3 separate regions of the Mus musculus genome follow, and all the other regions are linked to region 3. The links are chromatin loops, found by intact Hi-C in ENCODE. Cell type or tissue: heart. All regions are shown on one strand. Region 1 overlaps Cog7 (component of oligomeric golgi complex 7). Region 2 holds the start of Scnn1g (sodium channel, nonvoltage-gated 1 gamma). Region 3 has its middle 25 kb from the start of Scnn1b.

What was found. Hi-C counts contacts between places; a loop is a spot of excess contacts. Peaks named below come from ENCODE experiments on the same cell type or tissue, not always from the same donor. Only the 100,000 strongest peaks of a DNase experiment are listed, where the experiment ranks them.
Region 1: it touches region 3 in a loop (4-fold over the local background); 4 of 42 quality-filtered maps call a loop at or near these places.
Region 2: a loop joins it to region 3, with 16 times the contacts of the local background. A loop is called at or near these places in 5 of 42 quality-filtered maps.

Annotation. Positions count from the first base shown.
Region 1 is chr7:121,971,360-121,979,359 of GRCm38, forward strand. It overlaps Cog7 (component of oligomeric golgi complex 7), which reads right to left. Exons shown (of 17, transcript NM_001033318.3): 2 at 6,257-6,405; 3 at 5,908-6,024; 4 at 1-89. Among named protein-coding and RNA genes, the nearest start is that of Cog7, 6.3 kb to the right of the region's middle. In heart, a CTCF peak has its summit at 3,876 (motif pointing left); no DNase peak of the experiment used is centred here.
Region 2 is chr7:121,729,470-121,737,469 of GRCm38, forward strand. Scnn1g (sodium channel, nonvoltage-gated 1 gamma) reads left to right here and starts at 5,010. Exons shown (of 13, transcript NM_011326.3): 1 at 5,010-5,074. In heart, CTCF peaks have their summits at 977 and 4,790 (motif pointing right); a DNase peak (open chromatin) is centred at 4,842; H3K4me3 peaks cover 1,215 bases; H3K27me3 peaks cover 2,713 bases.
Region 3 is chr7:121,836,370-121,844,369 of GRCm38, forward strand. No RefSeq gene overlaps it. Among named protein-coding and RNA genes, the nearest start is that of Scnn1b, 25 kb to the right of the region's middle. In heart, no CTCF peak of the experiment used is centred here; a DNase peak (open chromatin) is centred at 4,632; H3K27ac peaks cover 525 bases.

The DNA of each region.
Region 1 (8,000 bases), 130 kb after region 3:
ACACACTTTTCAGAGTAGTCCGGAGTATCCACAAGCATCATCAAGCTGTTCTGCATGCCGGTCAGCTTTGCAGAAATCACAGCTATGTCCTAAAACAGACGAATCAGAAGATGTTTACTTTAAAGACTCTCCATACCTCAGCTGGAAATGGAGAAAATACACCAGAAGGCACCTCCTGGGGCTAGAGGACGGTTCAGCACACGAGCGCAATGCTCTCAGTTTGGCCCTGCAGGACCCTACATGATGGAAAGGAAGAACTAACTCTTACAAATTGTCCTCTGACCACCACAAGTATACACTGACTGACACAAGGGCTGTGTATACATGCGTGCGCACACACACATACACACACACACACACACACACACACACACACTTTAATTTAAAAAATAGTTTTCAGTTAAAAAAGTAATTCATAAAAATAAAAAAGGTACATAAAAATTATGTTTAACAAACAAAAATTAAAACAAGGAAGTACCATTTTCTTCTAGTCGGGAAAGTACCAAAAATGACTATTTTTGGTAAGGAGGCAAAAAAAAAAAATCTGTTTGGTATCATACTGCATAGTGTCTGGGGCTAAGGAAGTGGCTTCGTGGCTAGGAGGGCCTGCTGCTCAGTAGAGGACCTGTCCCCCATCCCAGCACTCATACTGAGAGGCTCACAATAGCCTTGATTTAGCTCCTGATTCTGACACACTCTTCTGACCGCTACAAACACATCCACTCACACAGACACACATGAATATATAAACAACAATGAATAGTTGTAAATGTATATTGTCTTACTTTAAGGCAACTTAACAATGGGTCAAGAGTCTTAAAAATATTCACAGGCTGGGGGTGAAGGTCGGCAGGTAATAGCAGTTGCTGTGCAAGCCTACCATCCTGAGTTTGATCTCTAGAACCTACAGTGGAAAAAGAGAACAGACTTCTGCACGTAGCCTGCACCCTCCATACATGGATGCCATGGCATGTACAGGGGCACTCACTCACATATCATACATGGGTACACGCAGCCAGGCAGTGGTGATGCATGCCTTTAATCCCAGCACTTGGGAGGCAGAGGCAGGCGGATTTCTGAGTTCGAGGCTAGCCTGGTCTACAAAGTGAGTTCCAGGACAGCCAGAGCTACACAGAGAAACCCTGTCTCAAAAAAGAACAACAACAACAAAAAAAAAAAAAGCCTATGTGCATGCACGTGCACACATACACACAATAGTAAATAAAAATAAATAAACCCACAGGGCTAGAGATGCCACTCAGTGGTAGAGTACTTTCCTAGTGTGTTCTAAGGCCCTGGTTTCCATTTCCAGCATTAACAGAAACAAGAAATCATATCCTTTAACTTGGTATTTTCTTGGTATTTTTCTGTCTTAAAGAAATAATCTGAAGCCAGGCAGTGGTGGCACACACCTTTGCTATCAGCACTCAGGAGGCAGACACAGGCAGAGCTCTGTGAGTTAGAGGCCAGCCTGGTCTATATAATGAGTTACAGGCCAACTAGGGTTACACACTGAGACCCTGTCTCAGAAAACAAAACTAAAGTAAAGTAAAAATAAAAGAATCAGAGGAGTTCTGCTGTCTGGTGGTCCATGTCCATAATGCGAGCAAGTAGAGGCAGAAGAACCGTTCAAGATCAGCCTGGGCCACTTGAGATCTTGGCTGGAACTTGACCAGAAAGTTCTCAAAAGACAGTGGAAAACAGCTAAGAAATATCTCAAACATGTTTATCATTAGGTATTAGGGAAATGCAAATCAAAATAACTTTGAGATTTCATCTCACACCAGTCAGAACGGCAAGGATCAACAAGAAAATGGACAACAAATGCCAGAGGATGTGGGGAAAGGGGTCCTCACTCACTGTTGACGGGACTGCAGATGCTGCAGTCACCACGGAAATCAGTGTGGAGAAGTCTCAAAAAGCTAAACCCAAATCAGTCCCACAAGCCATCGTATCACTCCTTGGCATAACGCCCACATGACTTCCTACCCCATTCCGCAGGTACCTGCTCAGCCACATTCACAGCTGCTTTCCTCACAACAGTCAAAAAGTGGAAATCACCTAAATGCTCTTCAGTTTATGAGTGGATAATGAAAATGTGGTACATATACACTCTGGGATACTGTTCAGCTGTAAAGGAAGCTGAAATCGGACGGAACTAGAAAAGGTGACACTGCGTGGGGTGACCCAGACTCAGACAGACATACCTCGCATCCTCTCTCACTCCAGGTTCCTAGTTTGAGATCCTCAGATGTGGCGCACTTCCTGGAGTGACACAGCCACACCCACTGGGAACAGCCAAAGTCAAGAGGGCAGCGGAGCTTCTGGCGCAGCCCTAGCCAAGCTGAGCCGAATGCTGCCATCACTTTTGCTGTCTCTCACGTTTAGGTTCAATCTCTGCGTGTTGCGTTCTTGGGGACTTTCTGCATTGTGACTCATTTTATGTCTTTTCCTGAGAGAATTATGTCTGAGATTTTTAAGGAAAGACTTAAACTGACTTCCCTTCTGCTTTTAGGGAAACAACTTTATCTGGGCCTATTTGGAAGTGATCCCTATGCCCTGGAGATCGTGATGAGCACAGATAAGCACTAGGATGCTAGAAATTTCTTTATGAGGCCTTGAGTCCAGGAATCTTCTTAGGGATCCGCCCCTAAGCAAATGCTAACACTATAACTGGTACAGGATAAACAGAGACGACTGACAAATCCTAACTGCCCAGGAGAATTAGTAACAGATTCTAAGTCTCTTTTTATAATACACTTAGAGCTCTCTGAATGTAGTTTAAAGATAGGGGCCATATGAGATACACCCCCGGAAGAGTAAAACTCAGTAAATGAGATAGACTAAAATAACTTTTCCTACTTTATAGCATAGGTGATGGAAGGGTACAGTAAAGGAGTTAGCTATTATAATTTGCTCTTCAGGCTGGAGAGATGGCTCAGCTATTAGAGCACTGACTGCTCTTCCAGAGGTCCTGAGTTTAATCCCCAACATCCACATGGTGCCTTACAACCATTGTAATGGGACCCGATGGCCTCTTCTGGTGTCTGAAGACAGAATTTGCTATTTATAAAAAGCCTGGTTCTGATGCTTTCCATTTGTCTGGAGTGCCAGCCTAAAATCAGGTTGTCATACAATAAATGTGTTGGCTTTGGCAGAAACGTTCTTTAGATTCTATGGAGTTAGAGGGCTAACAATAAAAATAGAATCTGTCCTACTTGTACTTTTTAATCATGCTAACTTGTAACCCCAGACATTTAATGAGAAATTAAACACATGTCCAGAGACAAAATGTTATCATCTGTCTTTGCTCTGTGAAATCTGTGTAAATAGAGAAGCAGCCTGATTGCTACTCAGTCAGAGCTGCAAGACGCCTCATCTGACATGTCCCTCCCTCGCTGACTCCTCATCTCCTCTCGGGCCACTGTCAGCCACCAGGGATGCCAGTACTGGAGTAACTGCAGAAAGCAGGAAAGTAAGAAGGGCGCACTGGGAGTGGGTGGGGAGAAGCAATAGAGAGGGAGAGAGCAGAGTGCAAGTGATCTGAAGGGGAAATGGGAAAAATGGGGAGTGTGTCTCTAGTTACGGGGGGTGGGGGGGATAAACACAGAAGAAGGAAAGAGAAGGGTAAAAGAGCAGTCAAGATGTCTGAAAAGTCATAATGAATCAAACTATTACCTACGTAAAAATACCCATAATATGATTAAATGAAATCTTCCCATCTGGGCTAACAATGCTCCCTCCCAGAGCCATACACTATTTAACAAAACCTAACACCAGGCAGGAAAAGCCCTCTTTTCAGTTGTTGGTCAGGGTTCTTGTCCAAGAGACAACATTACAGGTTACTGCTATTGCCCTTGGCTGCCCCCAAGTGGTGGAAGGTAAGTCCCTGTTGCTGAAGACGACATGCACTTGAGACACAGGGCCCAGAGAAGCCTGAGCTGGAAAAGGACCTGCAAGCCCCTCTCTGAGCACTACCTTTCATGAAGTTTCCAGGGAAAGAGACAAACAAGCGTCCTACCCAGCTATGACACCTATGAACCACAACAACAACCAGCACCGCTTGATAACCCTGAGTGTGGGCACTAGTAGTGAGAAGACATTGTGGTAACCAACACCTCCCTCATGAGACGTAAGAGGGGAAACCATGCCTGGTACTGGCAACTTAGCCAACTACCCAAGGCTGGTGAAGTCAAGGATCCTGGAGGAGAACCTACAACCACCCCTTTACTAAACCAGAATCATCCCTAATTACATTCTCTACACTTGTCCTCAGACCCACAGATCAGTGTATGTAGAAGGCAAAAAGGCCTTGTGCACACACTGGAGAAGCCAGGAAAGTTAAACACACAGCTGATCTCCCCAAAGGGAGACGATATCTAGCCAGTTCTCCCAGAATGCTGGGGAAATGTAGTTTCCAGCCTGGTAATCCTTCGCTACCTGTTGGGCCAGGCTCTGCCTGTATCCCCAGGATATTGTGTTTGCTTACCAGAGACTTCCCCGGAAAACCTTCAGCTCTACTTCTAGGCCATGAAACTCATCCTGTGAGAGATGCCACTGTACTTTACAATGACTAAGTGACTTCTGTGCTATCCTAGGGCCAGATATCATGTCGACCTCAGGCATTCTCCCTAGACCCCTGCCTTGAGCACTGTTTCTAAGTCAACAAGACCCCATTTGGCAGATGAAGCCACACGGCCTTTGTAAAGAGTGTCAATGTAAACATGTCTTAATCTGCATTGTACTCACAGGGCTGAGTTAATTGTTTTCTGAATCCTTTTTTCCACAATTGTGCTGTGCTTAAATATGGCTAAAGTAAAATGATCTGAGTCAGACTCCAAGAAGTCTTGGTCCAGCACCAGTTACCAAAATCGGGCTCATCTGCATTTCATTCCTACATAATCCACTTTTCCCTGCCTGCTGTAGAGCCTATAGGGTCCCTCCCACAAGGGTAATCCTCATAGCGATACTGACAGGAGCCTATACATGTTCCCATTTTACAGACAGAAACAAAGATGATCAAGAAGAGCTACAGTCTAAACATCTGTCCTAACACCCACCTGTGTAATCCTTACCCCTCATCAAGGAACCTTCTCTTTGCAACAGACAGAGACTGTTGTAGAAAACCACAAGTAACCAAAATACAAAGTCGTGGAGGAGCCCCATCCCAGCTGATACATCTACAACACAGCTCCATCGCCAATGCTCTCTTCCAGCCTCTGACGGACTAGGCAAGCATGCAGTGCACAGATATACATACAGGCAAATCAAAAAACAAACAAACAAAACATGCACATAAAATAATAAATAAATAAATAAATAAATAAATAAATTCTTTAAAACAACTAGAGAAGGAGAGAAAAGAAAAAGAGAAAAGAAGAGAAAAGAAAAAAAGAAAAGAAACCTCCAATGCTTGGAAGACTTCAGAAGGGCCAGCCACAGCTACTAAGGAGTTTCAGAGGGAGAGAGACTGGAGGGGAAGAGGGCTATCGGGTACTCACACCATGCATGGTGCTGTTTGTGGGCAAGGTGGGGGGACAGCTGGAGAACAACTGGTTAAGTGTGTACAGAAGAGAAGTTAGGGGCTTGGAGAGTTGGGGTTGTAGTTTGTTTTGTTTTCTGGGAGTTCTTCAAATCACATCACTCCTCTGCACACTTGCAAGCAGGTTTCAAAGCTATTACTGTTTTCCACTTTTGCAGCCCCTGAGGAGTGAAGTAACTTGCCAAAGTCACACTCAGCCCATCTTCTCTGTCTGTGCCTGTCTCCTGGGCTTCCTTAGGAGGGTGGATATACTCAGGGCTAGCCTCCCCCTAGGACAGCCCAATGCTTCTGTCCGCTGCTACTGACACCAAGCCCCAAGCTCCTCTGTAAATGCCTGGTACACTGTGCCCTGTAAAGAGACGTACTTGAGTTTTGAAGGTCTCCTCAATATCAGCACTCAGCGTGCTCCACTTGTCAGCTTCCTGAAGAGATTCCGCAGCAAGCTGCATCCTGGACTTCACCTGGTCAATCTCTACCAGCACCTGAAAGAGAGACCATGTGCGCAGTCAAGCCATGGTCCCCTTGTCTCTGCCCACACCACCCTGAAACAGTGGTTTGAGAGTCTTCTTACCCTTCACCCCACTCATTGGCTGAGAAGATAAGTTAGGTGCCAAGGTGACCTGAGCTCCGGGGAGAGTTCTGAGTTCTAAATCCCCGTGAGCCAGATCACCTGCAGAACAGAAAGACCCACAACGGGGACAGAAGCCAAAGTACCTGCATGGACTGTGACGTGTCCTGCTCAAACTTTTTAATGTCCTCTTTGACAAGAATCATTTGCTCTTTCAGGAAAGACGCCTCCTGCTTCAGGGCTTCCACATCACGGAGCACTTTGGGCATGTTCTGGAGGGCCTGGAGACTTGTTTCTGCCGCGAAAATTCAAGAGTGGCAATGTGTACAAGCAGTGGAAACTGGCGCTGGTACAGTGGGAGATCATCACACATGGGAACAGAAAAGAGACTTCCCAGATAGCATTACCAATCAGCTTTAAGAAACTGCCGGGAACGTGTGGCAAAGCTGGGGTCAGCGAGGTGACCTCAACCAGACCATGACATCAGAAATGAGCAACCAACATCAACTTGACCCAAGACCAACAAAAAGAATGAAGGGCTGGGCGTGGTGGCGCACGCCTTTAATCCCAGCACCTGGGAGGCAGAGGCAGGCGAATTTCTGAGTTCAAGGCCAACCTGGTCTACAGAGTGAGTTCCAGGACAACCAGGACTACAGAGAAACCCTGTCTTGAAAAAACAAACAAACAAAAAATAATAATAAAAAAAAAAAGAATGAAGGACACAGATGTGGTATTTATTGTGTGCCAGTAAGCCCAACCCTTAAGAAGCTGAGGCAGAAGGATTACTGGGAAAAGTGATGCTATCTTAGGCTATATAAGGAGTTCCAGGCCTGCCTGTATTACAATAGAATGACTCAAAGAAACAAGAACTATGCTGGACAGTGATGATGCACGCCTTTAGTTCCAGCACAGTGGAGCAGAAGCAGGTGGATCTCTGTGGATCTGAGGCCAGCCTGGTCTACAGAATGAGCTCCAGAGTAGCCAGGGTTACCCAAAGAAACCATGTGTCAAAAGCAAAGCAAACATACATACATACATACATACATACATACAACAGCAAAAAAGAACCCGGGGGCTGACACAACAGCAAATGACTGCTCAAAGTCTAAGAACAATTACAGCTCTATCAGAGGAGAGAATTTGGATGGGGTCCATAACTGTAGCTCCAAAGGATCTGAAAACCATCCTGGCCTCTGTGTGCATCTGATCATGCGCATGAGTGCATCATGATCACACACACACACACACACACACACACACACACAAAGAAAAATAAATGTTAAAACAAACAAAATCCTCCAAGGCAGTACTTAGCGACAGGCGACAGTGCTCAGTGGCAGTGCTCAGTGACAGTGCTCTGTGGCAGTGCTCAGTGGCAGTGCTTAGCAGCAGTGTTCAGTGAGAGTGCTCAGTGGCAGTGCTTAGCAGCAGTGTTCAGTGAGAGTGCTCAGTGACAGTGCTTAGCAGCAGTGTTCAGTGAGAGTGCTCAGTGACAGTGCTCAGTGGCAGTGCTTAGCAGCAGTGTTCAGTGAGAGTGTTCAGTGACAGTGCTCTGTGGCAGTATTCAGTAGCAGTGCTCTGTGGCAGTACTCAGTGACAGTACACCTGTCAAGCACTGCATGAGTTTAGCTTCTATTTGCTTGCCACAGTCTTCTTCCTTTCTACCAAGGAAAACAACCTATCTCGTGGTTTCCCTTAGTACATGTGTATACTTTTGGAAAGCTAAAGTGTACTCATATATATAAAATAAATAAGTCTTTAAAAAGGAAGAGTTTCCCAAGGGTTGGGATTACAGACACATGCTACCACCCCTGTGGCTACCACCCCTGTGTCCTTCATTCTTTCTGGTCACCTGAAGGTCCTGGGTCAGGTTGATGCTGATGGTTGACT
Region 2 (8,000 bases), 110 kb before region 3:
CAATTCTCATTACCCACAACTTCCATATTTGCAAATTCTTTTAACCTCTGAAGTGTAACTCTAAACCCAGTACTGAGGTACTCATAGGGAGATGCACAGAGCAGTATGCATTCTCCTGACAGAGGGCAAAAAGGGGGTCATCTTGTCATCAACTCTCATACTATATGCAAATGTTCCTTTTATAGTCTCACTATCAACACTGGGTTTGTTGTTGTTGCTGCTGCAGTTTTATTTTTTATTCACGCACTCGCTGCTTGCAATGCCTACCCCTATGAAAAGATGGCACTAAAGTGCATCTATAAGATAATGATATTGCTTGCCAAGAAAATATATTATGTAAACTTTATTCAGGAGTGAGTTGTGCTCCAGGTCCTTTTGAGTTCCCGGTAAGCAAATCAACTGTATATAGTCATGCGTGGATTAGTTGATGAGAATGTTACACCAGAGACTTTCAGCAACAAATTTCTACATTTTACCTTGGGGAGGTCATTCAGTATTGGCAATCCATGTGTGGCAACTCTATAGGTCATTAAATAGCACGGAGAGTTAAGAACTGATGGCACAGCCAGGTGGTGGTGGCACACACCTTTAGCCCTAGCATTCAGGAAACAGATGCAGACTGATCTCTGAGTTTGAGGACAGTGTGTGGGTTCTAGGACATTGAGGGCTACACAGAGAAACCCTGTCTCAAAACAGACAGACAGACAGACAGACAGACAACCCAAGCGAAAGAAATATGATCGCATATTTCTAGTTATATAGGCAGTTTAGCTGTGGTTGACTTTATTTATATTGACTTGATAGGCTGACTGGAGGGTGTCAGTTCAGCCCCTTCATCCTTCTCATCGAATTCATGTTCAAATTGTGAATGCCATTTTGTGGTGACCAGCAACTGTTTAGAGACCCTCAGCATAAAAGTCCGAAGAAGCTGGAAGCTGCCTGGTTGCTGTCCACGGTGCTGATTGCCTAAAGCCTGCCTCCTGCGGGTGAAGCAGCATCCACATGATGAATCTGAAGGCCCCAGTCCAGCAGAGCTGGTGAGATGGCTCAGCATGTGAGGGCACCTACGGCCAACCCTGATAACCTGGGTTTGTTCCCTGGGGTCCACATGGCAGAAGAAGAGAACCCATTCTGAAAATTGTAATATGACCTCCACACATGTTCCAGATAGCACTTAAGTGTCCACATACACAAAATAAATAAGGGACTAGAGAGATATCTTAGTGGCTAAGAGAAGTTGTTGCTCTTCCAGAGGACCTGGGTTTCAGTCCCAAGCACTCATATGGTGGCTTACAACTGTCTGTAACTTTAGTTCCAGAGGATCTGATACTCTCCTCATCTGACCTCCGTAGTACAGCTATACATGTGGTTACAGACATAGTTGCAGGCAATACTTTCATGCCCATAAAATAGAATAAATAAGAACATACTTTAAAAATCAAAGACCCCGATCCTGACTCCCCAGCAATCAGTTTCTAAAAGAGACTTCATCAAAGAACAAGATTGAACAGATAAACTTGCTCTCATCCTTCGGACACAAGACGATGTTCACAAGAACCAAAGGCCATTCATTGTTCTAGAGCAAGGAAGAAGCCAGCTTGGGAGCAAGCTTCCTTATCCAACAGAGTTTCCACACTCATGTCAAAACCCTTGTCTAAGCAACCTTACACACCTTTGCGTTGCTTCTGATTCTCCAGCAGTGTTGGATCTCCTCATAGTTCCTGTAATCTCTTGAGACCCTGACACTTACCTCAAACCTCTATATCTATTGTAGAAAAGAGTTTCAGGTGGTATTGATTTTAGGGAAGGTGACCCATGAGATCAGAGAAGCCAGGGGCATGAAGGACCTCTGTGAGACTGTTGATATTGGTGAGTACCAAAGGAAAGTGGGCTCAGCAACTAAGGGCATGTGCTACCAAACCTGACCATCTGAGTTCAGTTCCCAGGATCCACATGGTGGAAGGAGAAAACCTATTTCTGAAAGCTGTCCTCTGACTCCCACTGTGTACTTTGGCTAGCACATGCCTGCCTGCCTGCCTGCCTGCCTGCCTGCCTGCCTGTGTGCGCATGTCCACAGGTTTATATACTTGAATACTTGGTCCCCAGAATTTGGAAAGGATTAGGAGGTGTGGCCTTGTTGGTAGAGCTGTGTTACAGGGTGGGCTTTGAGGTTTCAAAGGCCCATGCCATTCCCAAGTAGCTATCACTGCCTCCTGGTGGTGATTGTCCCAAGATGTGAGTTCTCAGCTACTACTCAGGAGACATGCTTTCCTGCCGACGTTGGCTCTCCACTATGATGGCCATGGACTTGCCTCTGAAGGTATAAGCCCCAATAAACTACTTTTTTCCGTAACTTGCCTGGGCTATGGTGCTTTATCCCAGCAATAAAAAAGTAGCACAGACATCCTTTCATTGTAGCCTTTAGTTCTTAAAATAAGTTTTTTGTTGTTGTTGTTGTGTTTCTGGCCTGGAACTTGCTCTGTAGTTCCAGGTGGCCTTAGATTCATGGCGGTTCTCTTGCCTTAGCCTCCTCCAAAACACTGACTATAAGTGTGACCCATTCTGCCTCGCTAACACATATCCACATACAAAACAAAATAACAAAGATGGGTAAAAACACTTGTGAACCTATCTTGAGAAATAACCTCTTTTGAATACATATATTCTTAAATACATGTATGTTTTAACACATACTTATATGACAGTTATACAGAATCTACTATTATTATGGTGTATATACTATTTTATACCTCTACTATCCCTTTTGGTATGTGAACTACACTGACCGAGTACATTAACATGGGGAAATTCCATTAACAGAAATTTATTCTGAGGACCTAATTAGAGATATACACAAGATTTTATATAAGGAATAATTTATATTAGTAAATACTTAGAGACCATTTACATAGCAATGAACTGAGCAAGTAAATAATTTGATGGGCTTAAGTACATGTGCCTAGGGGCTTAAAAAGCTGCCCCCATACCTCAGAAGATGGAAGACAGGGCTCTTCTGTAATATAAGAACAGACCATGTAATGTCATTTTATATAAAAAAAACCTCAATATATCTAGAAACAGTGTATATTTAAAACTTTCAGACTGGAGAGTTGGCTCAGTATTTAAGGCCATGCACTGCTCATGTAGACCACCCAAGTTTGATTCCCAGCACCCATATCAGGTAGTTTCCTACCACTTATAACTACAAAGGATTCTATGCCTTTTCTGACTTCTGCAGGAACCTGAACTCATGTGAATATTCTCTCTCTCTCTCTCTCTCTCTCTCTCTCTCCCTCTCTCTCTCTCTCTCTCTCTCTCTCTGACACACACACACACACTTTAAAAAATAAATCTAAATTTAAAAATAAAACCCTCATCACATTTAATATGTAACGGATACATGTGCATGTATATATGTATATATTCCAAATAATAATTGTCAGGTAGGTTTTCTAGTATGATAAACTACCACAACCAAAAGCAACTTGGAGAGGAAAGGGTTTATTTAAGCTTACACCACCAGATAACAGCTCATCACTAAGGGATATCAGGGCAGGAACTCAAGCAGGGAAGGAACATGGAGCCAAGAACTGCAGCAGAGGCCATGGAGGAGTGCTTTTTATTGGCTTACTCCTCACGTCTTGCTCCCTTGCTTTCTTGTGGCACCCAGACTTCCTTCCAATCCAGGGATGGCACCACCCACAGTGAGCTGGACCCTCCCCCATCAGTCATCAACCAAGAAAATACACCACAGGCTTGCCTACAGGAAAATCTTGTGGAGGCATTTTCTGAAACTCTTCCACCGAGTTAACATGTTAACTCATGTTAGCAACAAACTAGCCAGCACAATGATTCTACTAACTTATTTAGGGAGGGAGGTGGATTGCTTTGTTAATTCTTCACCGTGAGCATTGATTGCAAGAAATACTGCTTAGGGATTTTAGGGGATTTTTTTCTTTACGTTGATGGTCAATAATGCTTGACATGTTTCTACCCACCAAAAGTTGTGATCTTTGGTCAGGCAAAAGAGGCATCTCATGGGAAGCCAGAGGTCCAGACGTCTGAGACCCATGCCCCCCTGATGAAATAGAGCACAGGCTGGACTCAAATTCGCTATGTAGCTGAGGAAGGTCTCGTGCTTCTGAGCCTCTTGTCTCACCCTCAACCCCAGATCTAGCACAGTAAGCGTGAGCCACCACATCCAGTTTATATGATAGTGGGGATCAACCCCAGGACTTTGGTTATGTTAAACAAGCACTCTACCAACTGAGCTACATCCTCAACTCAAGAACCTGCGTTTTAACAAGGTCTGTAGGTGGATATGAACACGTTTATGTCTAAAATGTTTGAATACTTAGTGACACGCTGTCTTTTGTGGGGCCATGTTTCTTCCCAGCTCAAGGGGATTACAACTTGAATACCTATCTTGGATCCCTCACAGTTTCAGCGGTCTAAACTTATTTTTAATAGTCAATTTGTGTGAGTCCCTATGGAAAGACAATGACAGGCCCAAAGAATAAATGATCTGTTTAAATAGCTCCTGTTGCCCACAGCAGAACTCTAGATGATGCCGAAGCAACTGCGTATCCTGACCAGGTCGGAAGGGTGAGGGATAAGAGGCTGTGTGGAATGTCTTCTGGAACTGAGATAAGAGACCTCCTGCGACCTGGGTCAGAATGAGGCAAATGAGGTGACTCTACAAAGTACTCTGGGGCTGTGACCCAGCGGGAATGCAGGTTGCAGAGTGGCCTCTGGGAGGCAGCAAGCTTGCACGGTGCCACCACGAGAAGCAGCGCAGCCCGGGTTGAGGCGCGGAGCTGACTCTGGACAGCAGATGGCACTGCGGGGTCGCGGCCTTCTCCGGGCTAAGACAAGTCGGGGGTGGCCCGGGGAAAACACCTGGGCAGGTGTGGGCGGAGTTTGAGTGGGGAGGAAACTCTAGGGGCGGGGTCTGAGCCTGACCCACTGGCGCTCCTGGCCGTGCCACTTGGAGATGCTTGGCTTTATGAGGCCAGAAGAAGAGGAGCGTCTCCAGACTGTACACAGGCCAGCCGTGACCCTTCAGTTCAGAAAGGTAAGCCCAGCCGCGTCGGGTCAGTTCGATTCCGGGGTTCCAGGTACGTGAGCAGCCACAGGGCGTGGTGGCTTCCAAGAAAAAGATTATTCTGTCCACGGGTGGCGGGATGCTGAGACATCCAGAGCTTGGCTTGTGATACAAGAGCTGAGCGACAGGCGTTTCTGAGCCGGTGTGCGTGGGAGGAGCGCATCTCGGATCTTCTCTGCCTAGCTCACCCCACTTGAAGAGCATGCGTTTGACAGCGACTGTTCTTTCAGTCGCGGGAAAGTTTTTCTTTAGAGGTGCCTGCTGCAGAAAGAATCAAGCACTTGAAGCGGGCTGATTGAAAGTGGAGCCCTTGACTGCAGCGTTGCGATAGCTGGCACGAAGCAGACGGCTTTTGCCGCAAAACTACGCGCCAGGTCGCTTCCCAGACTGCAGCGAGTCAGTGGGGGTAGCTCGGTCCCAGGGCCTTGAGTCCTGGCTTCGGAGGTTCAACCTATTTCCGAATAGCACCGTGGCATGGCGGGAATCAAAACATTGCCCGAACCCAGGCTTTTGTGCCCAAGTTCTAGGATGAACAGAGCCTTGCAAACTGTCACTCCTCGCCAAGCTTCAGTTTCCTGACAGGGACAGAGGCAAGGTTCGGGGGCAGGTGAGGGAATAGAGAAGTGTCAGGAAGAAAAACGGGGACCTGGAATTTCGAAGAATTCGTTCGTTCTTTCATACTGTGTGGCCTTGGGCAGATTACCTAACTTCTTTACACCTCCATTTGCATCTCTGTGGGATGGGGATAGTAATAACACCTCATTTAGTCTGTAGTGAGAATTAAATTAGGTGCAAATGTTGGAATAGGAACCCTGGGCACGGTGTAGCTGTAACTGACGTCTGCCATCATTCTGCAGCAGCTGTCGCCTGAAACCACTATCATTATTTAAGCAATAACACAACTAGTATGTGTTCTTGGGTTCAAATCCTAGCCCGGACACTTTCTATTATGACCTTGGGCAAGCTACTTAGTCTATCTGTGTGTCTCTGTTTCATTTGTGTAATAGGGAAATGATGATATCTACCTGGGAAGACTGTAGAGCGCATTCTGTGAGCTAACCTTTGAGATGAGTTCTGAGCGTATCAGCTTCAAAGTCCTCTAACAGCACCGGGTTGAATCAAGGCCCATAATCTAGTAGAGCTACAATCTTGTTTTGCCTTAGAGTTGAAATATTTATGTGAACATTCTGGAGTCTCCTCTCGCATGACTGGCTGGTCCTCTGCGGACGAGATGAGTGGGAACCCCAAGAATCCAGAATTCACCTTTTGGCAAACATCTGACAGAGGGACCCATTTCTTTTCTTTTCTTTCTTTCTTTCTCTCTTTCTTTCTTTCTTTCTTTCTTTCTTTCTTTCTTTCTTTCTCTTCCTTCCTTCCTTCCTTCCTTCCTTCCTCTTTTTCTTTTTTCTTTTTCTTTTTCTTTGTGACAGAGTCTTATTACATAGCCTTGGATGGCCTAAAACTTGATAATTTGATAGATAGACCAAGGTGACTTAAACTCACAGAGATCCTCTTACCTCTGCCATTTGAGTACTGGGATCCAAGGTGTGTGTTACCATGCTCCACGGCATTTTTTTTTTAAAAGGATGACAACATTCAAAATAAATAAGGTAAATCACACTGCTTGCCAGGGAGCTAATAATTTTGTCAGTAAGAGACAGTTTTTCTCAACCTAGAAAAAAATCATGTAAGTCTGTGGGTAGGGCAGGTTACTGGGCGTGGTCGGCTGCCCCTGGCCTCTGTTCTCTTGTGCTATGCTCTTGTGCTTCCTTCTTTAGTACTATGTATAATCCTTAAACCCACAAGCATTGTAAACTTGAGAGCCTTGCCCCCCAACCTTCCCCCAATTTTGGACCACGTTCCATTGATTCAGTTTGGAAGAAAACTAAGCCTGGTGGCCCAGAATCCTGCCTAGAGAACTTGATGGTGACATCGTTAGGTTAAGCAAACTAAGCCACTCTCAAAAAGAGGTTTTCTCTCTTATGTAAAACTTAGATTTAAGTGAGAGAGCGAGAGGAATGAAAAGGGGGACCGTGAGCGAGTAGACAGAGGTTGTAAAGGGGGGGGTCGAGAACAGAAATGTGTGTGTCATGAAAGCAGAAAAAAGGGGGGAATATTTGGGAGGAGAAAGGGGCCCAGCAGGTGCAATGAGGGAAGGGGCAAATTGAAACAAAGTTTAATGACACATATGTCTGAAAACGACATTTTATAAACTCCATTATTTTATTCATCATCTTGAAAAAGAAAAAGAAAAAAATTGATGGGGCCATCAAAATCCTTGACTTGATTGCAGACCCCACGTAGACATAGGAGCCATGCTGTGTATCCTTAGGAAGTCACTCCACCTCTCTGATACAGAGATAACAGCAGTATATCTACCTCACATAACTGTTGAAATATATAAGCTACTGTATATTTATATACAGAGATTACATAATTATGAGGCTGGTGATTCTATACACGGTAGAGTGATCTAATGTGCAATGTACAGTACATAGCTAAAATGAACTCACGGCATGCTGTTTCTGCAGCTGAGATGCAACACACACATGTGAATGTGTTCATTCATTTTCCAATACTCACCCCAAAGGCTACCATTGAATCAAGATGCCTTTTCTAAATTAGGTAAAATCAGGTCAAATGGCATGGTGCCTGTAAGTATGGAGAGGCCAGCAGTCACGGGGCTGATGTGACACCAGGTGCTACTGACCGCGATAGGGAGAAATGAAACAGAAATCAGTTCACTTATAAGAACGCAGCATGGGAGAGGGGCAGGGAAAACATGGTCAGAACAAGATCTATAACCGCTGCTGGAAAGTTGTGGGAGATGTCATTAGCCAGTGACACCCTGCCTGACTTGTACTCTATGCAGGAGGGACATTTCACTAGGCACCAG
Region 3 (8,000 bases):
CCATTCAACCCCAGCGAAGCGTCAGTCTCTGCTTCCAAGGCAGCGTCCGCTTCCCTCCTCTGGTCCTCTGCCTCTTTGCTATTCAGACATCACGTCAACATCTAGATAATCCAGAATAATCTCGTTCCTGAGTCCTTAGTTCAGTTACATCTGCATGGTCCCTTTAGAGGAGCTAGAGTGGATATCTTGGGGAGAGGAACATTATTTGTTGGCTATACCATTCAAATGTGTAAGAAATGCATTCCTCACACTGACTCCCCCATGCCCAAACTCCCACGTCCAGTCTCTGACATGTTCTTCTAAAGCTGCCTTTTAGGAGCGGAGAGAGGCTCAGTCAATAGCACTTGTGCAAGCATGAGGGCTTGAGTCTGGATTCCCAGAACTCACATAAAAGCCAGGCACAGGTATCTGTTACTCCCGCACCCTGATCCATAGGTAGATATGTGACGTACAAACAGCAGACAGCACACCCAGCCATTGGGGAGCATCTGTGATCCTGCCGGGTGGGTGGAGGCCCAGGCTGGGAACACTGGCAATACTGGGAATTCCAGCAGGTGGATCGGCTGCAGGAGCTGTGTCATCAGCTCCCGGGTTTCACAGGCGGGCCTGGGTGTTCAGAGAGAACGGGACCATTGCAGAGAAGTAGGAGGAATTCAGTCCTGGGCAGGTTACCAAAACAGGCACTCAGAACCAGAGAGTACAGCAACCACAAAAACAATTCCACAAATATTTGCTCAGCGGCTGCTACAGGCCAGGTGTGAGCTCAATCCGGCTGAGGTGAAGCAGCCCTGAGCCTTGTCCTCCCATAGCTCAGTCAGGTGAGTGGACAACTAGAGAGGCTCTTGCTACACAGTGTTCCCACCGTGGTGGGGAGAAAGAATGTCATTACAAGACTAGGAGGAAGAAGGGAAAGGCCTCTTGTTGGAGGGATACTGCACTGACACTGGAGGTGACATGGGAATTAGTTGCAGGATGGGAGAGGGGTCAGGAAGAACTGACAGACGGGCCAACTATCCACAGTCTTGGGATGCTGAAAAGAAGGGAGTTCCATCTTTTTCTAGAGGGCAGAGGCAAACCAGGATGCTGGTGAAACTCCAGAGCTGCCTCAGGAGGGCAACTGTCAACTGGGCTAGAGAATTTATCTCAGAGATGTAATACCAGCCATTGAGAGGTTGAGGCAGGAGAATTGCCACAATTTCAAGGTCAGCAAGAGTTTCATAGTGGATTCCAGGCCAGCCTGGGATACACAATGAGACTCTGTCTCAAAAAATAAATAAATAGAAAGAAAGGAAGGAAGAAAGAAAGAAAGAAACAAAGAAAGAAAGACTAAGATAGATAAACTAAACAAAAATAGTACCTAAAGCCACAGAAACTTCAAAATTCTGACCAAATTTGTCTTTTAGATAGAGTTCTGAGGCCAGGTAGCATGAGGTGATTGGCACAGGCCTTTAATCCCAGCACTAGGAAGGCAGAGGCAACTCAGTAAGTTCCAGGACAGCAAGGGCTCAGGAGAGAGACCATATCTTGGAGGAAAAGAGGGGGAGGGGGGAATTCAATCTGCTGTATAGAAAAAAGATTCGGGGAACTGAAGAAGATGACAGAAGACAGGCTGTTGAGAAAATAGTGGTCTGAACTGTAGGAGTGACAGACACCAGGACATGGGGTGTACAGGATCCCAAGTAAACTGGATGCCCAGCAGCATGGTGATAACCCGGGGGAGTCACCCGAGTCCTTGACACCTTGGACAGAACAGCACTCTGCTGTTTACAGGCAGACTGAGTTTCCCTTTGCACTGGCTGAGTCTGTGCGACCGCCTGGACAGTTAGAGAAAGCAAGCAGCAAGTCAGTTACACATGGGTCTGGAATCAAATCAAGGTTTAGGCTGGTGACAGTCATGAGAGACCATGAGCGCACTGCAGGGAGAGGAAGAAAGACAGAAGAGGGTCAAGAACAGATCATCATGGAATACCCATGTGGTGGTCATCGAGGTAGGGAATGAGGGTAGGCGACAGGTACAGAACACGCAGTGCCAGCACTTAAGGACAAGAGCAAATGAGGCTGTGATGTCATAGAAATGTGTGTCACCTCGCTTTCTGGTGTTACAGCAAAATGCCAGACAGTGGGTAATTTGTAAAGACCAGAAGTTTATCGGTTTCATGGCTGGAGGCTTAGAAGTCCAAAGTCATGGCTCTGGCATCTGCCAACATCTGGGGAAGGGCTTTTTACTGCATCAGAACCTGGCAGAAGTATTCCATGGTGACAGACAGGACAGGAACTGTAACTCGGGCCTCTCTTCCTCTTTGTCCACGCCACCACAGCCCCACCTCCATGACCTCATCTAATCCTAATTACCTACCCAAAGCCCCACCTCTAAATACCATTGACATATGATCTGGGGGTTCCATTTCCAATACATGAGCTCTGAGGGAGGGATGAACATTCCAACCACACAGCATCACGGAAGTTCAACCGTGTAAAATAAAGAGGCAACAAAAATGAAGGACGGCAAAGTACCTATCACTTTTGGCATCAAGGAAGTCAAGAACTGACCTCAAAGACAGGACAGAGAGGGGAGGTGGGGACAGAAACATGGGCAGCCCGATTGAGAGCACGGCCCCATGACATGTGGCATGACATGTGGCGCCATTCTCAACAGTCATGGGGCATGACAAACAAAGGTTGGGATTTGAGGAGCTTCTCGAGTTTGCTTTGACATGTGTAAGAGGAAGTGTGTGTGTGTGTGTGTGTGTGTGTGTGTGTGTGTGTGTGTCCATGTAGGTGTGCATACATGTGTGGAGACCAGAGGTCAATGTCTGAGTTTTCTTCAGTCATCTTTCACTTTTTTTTTTTTTTTGAGACAGAGTCTCTTACTGGACCTGCTTTGGCAAGACAAGCTTGCCAGCAAACCCTAGGGCTCCCCCTCTCTCCACCTCCCCAGCACTAGGGTTACAGGTGCATGTCAGCACACCCAGTTTTTTGTGTGGGTGCTAGGGATTCAAACCCAGGTCCTGGGGATTACACAACAATCGCCTTACCAACTGCACCATCTCCCCAGTTCCTGATTTGAGGTTTTGCGACAGGTTCTTTCTGTGTAACCCAAGCTGGCCTCAAACTCATGTTCCTCCTGTCTTAGCTCTCAAGTGCTGGAATTTACAGACCTGCACTACCACGCACGCTAATGAACGAAAGAATGGAAGATCCAAATTCATGACTTTATCAAATGCTTATCATTCGCTTCCTACACACCAGGCAAACACTGGTCTTGGCTAAGGCAAGTGAGTACACAGCAGTGCCTCCAAACATCATGAAGTCCTCACCCATGGTGACTTAAATTCTAGGAGGGGAGGCCACAAGGAAATGCACAGGAAGTATGTTGACTAGGGTAGCAGTGGTCTGAAGAAAGCCTATTGGAGAAGCAGACTAAGAAGCATGGGGGGGGGCACAACTTAAAAGTTCCACCTGGTTAGGGAACATTTAGTCAAAGACTTGACTGAAACTAAACACTTAGCTATCTCTGTGGAAGAATGTTCAGAAAGAACGTGAGAACAAAAAGTTAAAGGAGGTGTGGACTGGAGAGGTGGCAAAGCAGTCAAGAGCACCTGTTGCTCTTTCAAAGGACTCAGGTTCAGTTTACAGCACCAACACTGTTCATACCAACCATAAATACAGTCCCAGGGGATCCAGGGGCCTCTTCTGACCTGTGCTGGCATCTGGCACACACCTGTTATACATATATTCATGCAGGCAAAACACTCATACACGTAAAGTAAACCTTTAATATATTGAAAATAAAGAAATATTCATGTATTTTGATATTAAGGATATCAGCCTAAGTGGCCAGATGACCACAAGAGGACAGGACTGGAGTACTGGGGACACCATAGGGCATGTTTGATGGTGGGTGAGATGTTTGTGGGCACTGGAGTGGTTCCAGCAGAGAAGGAAAGGGTGTGGCTTGGGGTCTTCCATCTGGATTCTGGGTGGAGACAGAAGTAATGCAGAAAGTGTTGGAGGCAGATGGGGGTGGGGCAGGCTGGGCAGACAGAAGGTGCAAGGTGCAGTGACCGGAGGCCAAGGGAGAACTGTGCCGATGGAGCGTTGCTATGGAAACATGGGAACCCGAATCCCATCCTCAGCACCTGTGTCACAAGCAGCACACACCTGTCACCCCAGCACTGGGGCATAGAGACAGGAGGACCCCAGGGGCTTGCTGGCCAGTGGACTCCAGGTTCAGTGAGAGACCTTGTCTTCAAAAGTAAGGTAAAGAAAGGGGCTAGCAACATGGCTCGGCAGGTAAAGGTGCCTGCTGCCAAGACAGCGTTCAGTCCCCAAGATCGACATGGTAGGAAGAGAGAACACGTGACCTCCACATGCACACCATGGCACATGCACACCCACACACATATGTACACACGCCACATGCCCATGCACACACAAATGCACACATAACACAAATGTAATAATGCAGATGAGTGTGAATGAGTAGGGACCAGGCATCAGCAGCAGAGAGGATGGGAGGTGACTCCATTCTAAAAATACCTTGAAGGCAGAGCCAGCTGGATTAGCTGGCTGTTGGCTGGGAGATACAAAAGACAGGCGCCCGGCTTGCCTCCAGAGTGATTCAACTGACAAACAGAACAAAGCAAAGGACGTGCCACAGCACGCTCGGATCTCAGAACACCTTGCCAAGGGAAGTCAGACGCAGAAGGCCACACAGAAGGGCTTCTACTCAGTGAAACACGCAGACTGGGTAAGACACACACAGAGACACTGCAGGGTTATGGGTCACCAGGAGCCTGTGGGCTACAAAGAGAGCAAGTACTTCAGGTGACATGAAAATGCTAGAGGTCATGTTTATGCAAGATGGCGGCCTCATGCAGTGCCACTGAACTGTCGCCTTTGAAGTGGTTGAGGGCAGGGGAGATGGCTCACTGGGGAAAGTGCCTGCTTGTTTTGTTGGGTGAACTTGAAGATCTAGGATATGCAGCACCCATATAAAAGCCAGGCGTGGTGAGCATCTATTTGTAACCCAGTGCTGAGGGCAAAGGGGGGCAGACACAGGTAAATCCCTAGACTTGGGTGACCAGCCAGGCTGAACTGGCAAGCTTCGAGTTCAGTGAGAGACCCTGTTGAAGGAGGAAGAGGGGGAGGGGGAGGGGGAGGGGGAGGGGGAGGGGGAGGGGGGGCTGAAGCATTAGTTCCATCCTCTTGCAGAGGATCTGTGTTCAATTCCCAGCACCCACATGGCAGCTCAAAACATTTTATAACTCCAGTTCTAGAGGGTCTGATTGACTCTTCCGGTTTCCTCAAGCGCCACGGTATGCACATGGTACACAGACATACACACAGGGTAAACATTCATGAACACAGAAAAATAAAACAAAATAATCTTTACAACGTTTTTTAAAAGGTGGAGAGTGACTCAGGAAATGACCTGAAGTCAGCTTCTGACCTATGCACACACATGTGCACACGCAAACACATACATACACATCATACACACACACATGCAGGCAGGCGCACACAAACATTTGTTGGTTTCATGTTCTGACTTTCACTCCCTGTATTTTTATTCTTTTGAAATAGGATCTCACTTCGTAGCCCAGTCTGGTCTCGAACTCAGGTTCCCTTCCTTGCCTTAGGCTCCCTCCTTGCTGGGATTACAGCTGTGTCGTACCACACCATGTTTTTCATGCTTTGGTGTGGACAATAAGACTGGAATTAGTTCTCTAGTGTGGTGCAGAGTGAAGGAAGGCAGGAAGGTTGGTAAGGGCATCAGGCTTGGGAGAAAATTCTGGAGCTGTGCTGGGTCATCCCCAAGGACTGCCTGTGAGCACCCCAGCAGGCCAGTCATATACAGATAGGCTGGGGTTTCAAGGAAAACATCAGGGCTCCTCGAGAGCTCATCTGTATACTTCCTGGGGGAAATGGACAAAAATAGAATGGCGTTGATAGAGGAAAGACAAACAGCTTTCAGTGTGGCTCATCCAAGTGTGTGCACGGACAGATGACACTGTCTACATTAGAAAGTGCTACAGCTCTTTAAAACTATCCAGGCATGACAGACCTGGAGCCAGGCAGGGCTGGGCACATCAAGGCCAGAGGGTTGACAGGAGCCGGATAACCAGGGTTCCCTCTGCCTCCCCTGAGCCCCTGGAAGCCAAGCTCCCTTTGGTCTTCTAACAGATCTGTTGTCTGGGTCCCTTAGTGCCGATTTGATCATCTGAGACTTGAAGCGCCACAAATAGTTGGCAGCAGAGCAAAACTTGCCACAGAGGAACTTGGTGTTTAGAACGATCCTGTGTCGCTGGTGTTTGTGGAGAATCACTATCCTCCACCAACAAATCACAGTTAATGAGCCCTGGTCTCCTGCCAGGGCGTTTGCATTCCATGTCCAGTTCTGTTCTCACATGAAGATCTTCCGTAGGCATCACACTTATGAACCCATTTGAACAAGCACAGAGGGGTTAAGTGATCTGCCAAAGGACACACAGCAAGAAAATAATGAAGCAAGAAGCAAACTCAAATATGTCCTAATGGAAAGCCTTCTGCTATAGAGGAGTAAACACAGACACTTCTTCTCACATCGCTCTATACTTTGTAGCTTGAGGACCCTGCAAATGACCAGGTGTCTTCTGTCCAGTCCTTAGTACCTGGGTTAGTATGTAACTGGTATATAATTGGTGCCCGTTGTTTGCTGAAGGACTGAATTGAATGAATGAAAAAGCACACAAAGGAATGTTTAGCATATACCACGGGGTATTGTGCTTAGTAACTAGCAAGCCTTTCTCTCCGGCTAAGCTATGAGCTAGTGGAGGGGAGAGACATTTACATTCGTACACTTTATCAATGAAGTTCACCAGTGAACATGCTCAGGATACTGGCTAAAACACATGGAATCTGGGGTTCAAATCACACCTTCTCTTATCTAGCAGCTGTGTGATTTTAAGCAAATGATTCAACCTCTCTGGGCTCTGACATTTTATCTGAAAACTAGAAGAATTAACACACTCATCATAGATGTTTATCAAGATTAAAGTAAAAATAAGACCCAGCGACACTGTACACAATTGATAAAAATTAGCTGTTGTTTCTATAGAGCAACCTCAAAAGAAGTCCCTGCTTTCCCTGGTAGTATCAGGGACAGTTTATCCTTGCAGCTAGAAAAGCCTATATGAGCTATTTTCCTGATGAGGAAACTGAGGAAAAGATCAGGAGTTCAAGGTTATCTTCAGTCACTAAGCAAATTCAACACTGACCTAAATGAAACCTTGCTTCAAAACAGGAAGCTAAATTTAAAAAGGGGGGCAGGTAAGAGAAACCAGGGTATCTTGTGTTCAGCCAAAGTCATGACTGTTATGCCAGGAAGATGAAAGCGTCCTACACATTTTAAGCAGGAGGCATTCGACTTAAAAAGGGAAGATTGAATATACAAAGAATACAACAGCTTGGGAGCCAATAAGAGACAGAGAAGCAACTCAGAGCTAGCCACAGCCAGAAGCTGCCCCTGCTGCTAGGGCTCAGGGGCATAGGGTAGGGGCCTGGGTACCCAGAGCACATCCATGCAGGAGTTAGAACTAGGGTATGGTTGTCCAGGGGGGAGCTACAGGACAGAGGAGATGCAGCCTGGTGCGTGTGTGTGTGTGTGTGTGTGTGTGTGTGTGTGTGTGTGTGTGTGTGTGTGGTGTGTGGAGAGGGGATGCGGGTGGTATTGAGGATGCAGAGGGGGACCTGGTTTCTCCCTGTGCCTTCCAGCCAGTCTCCTATTGGTCCTTTGGAGATCAGTCTGACTGAAAACCTATTGGGCAACTTACAGGAACCCCAGGGAATATAGTCTGCTGAGGAAGAGTGAAGAACAGAGCTAAGGCAGCAGGTGGGGGCAGGGAAGGAAAGGTGGACACCAGGGCAGACACACACTGAGGTTTGTGTTGTGTTCTTAGCCCAGAGAGAATGGGGCCAGATGTCTTGAGAATCCAGGCCATTTCTACCAATGCCTGGAG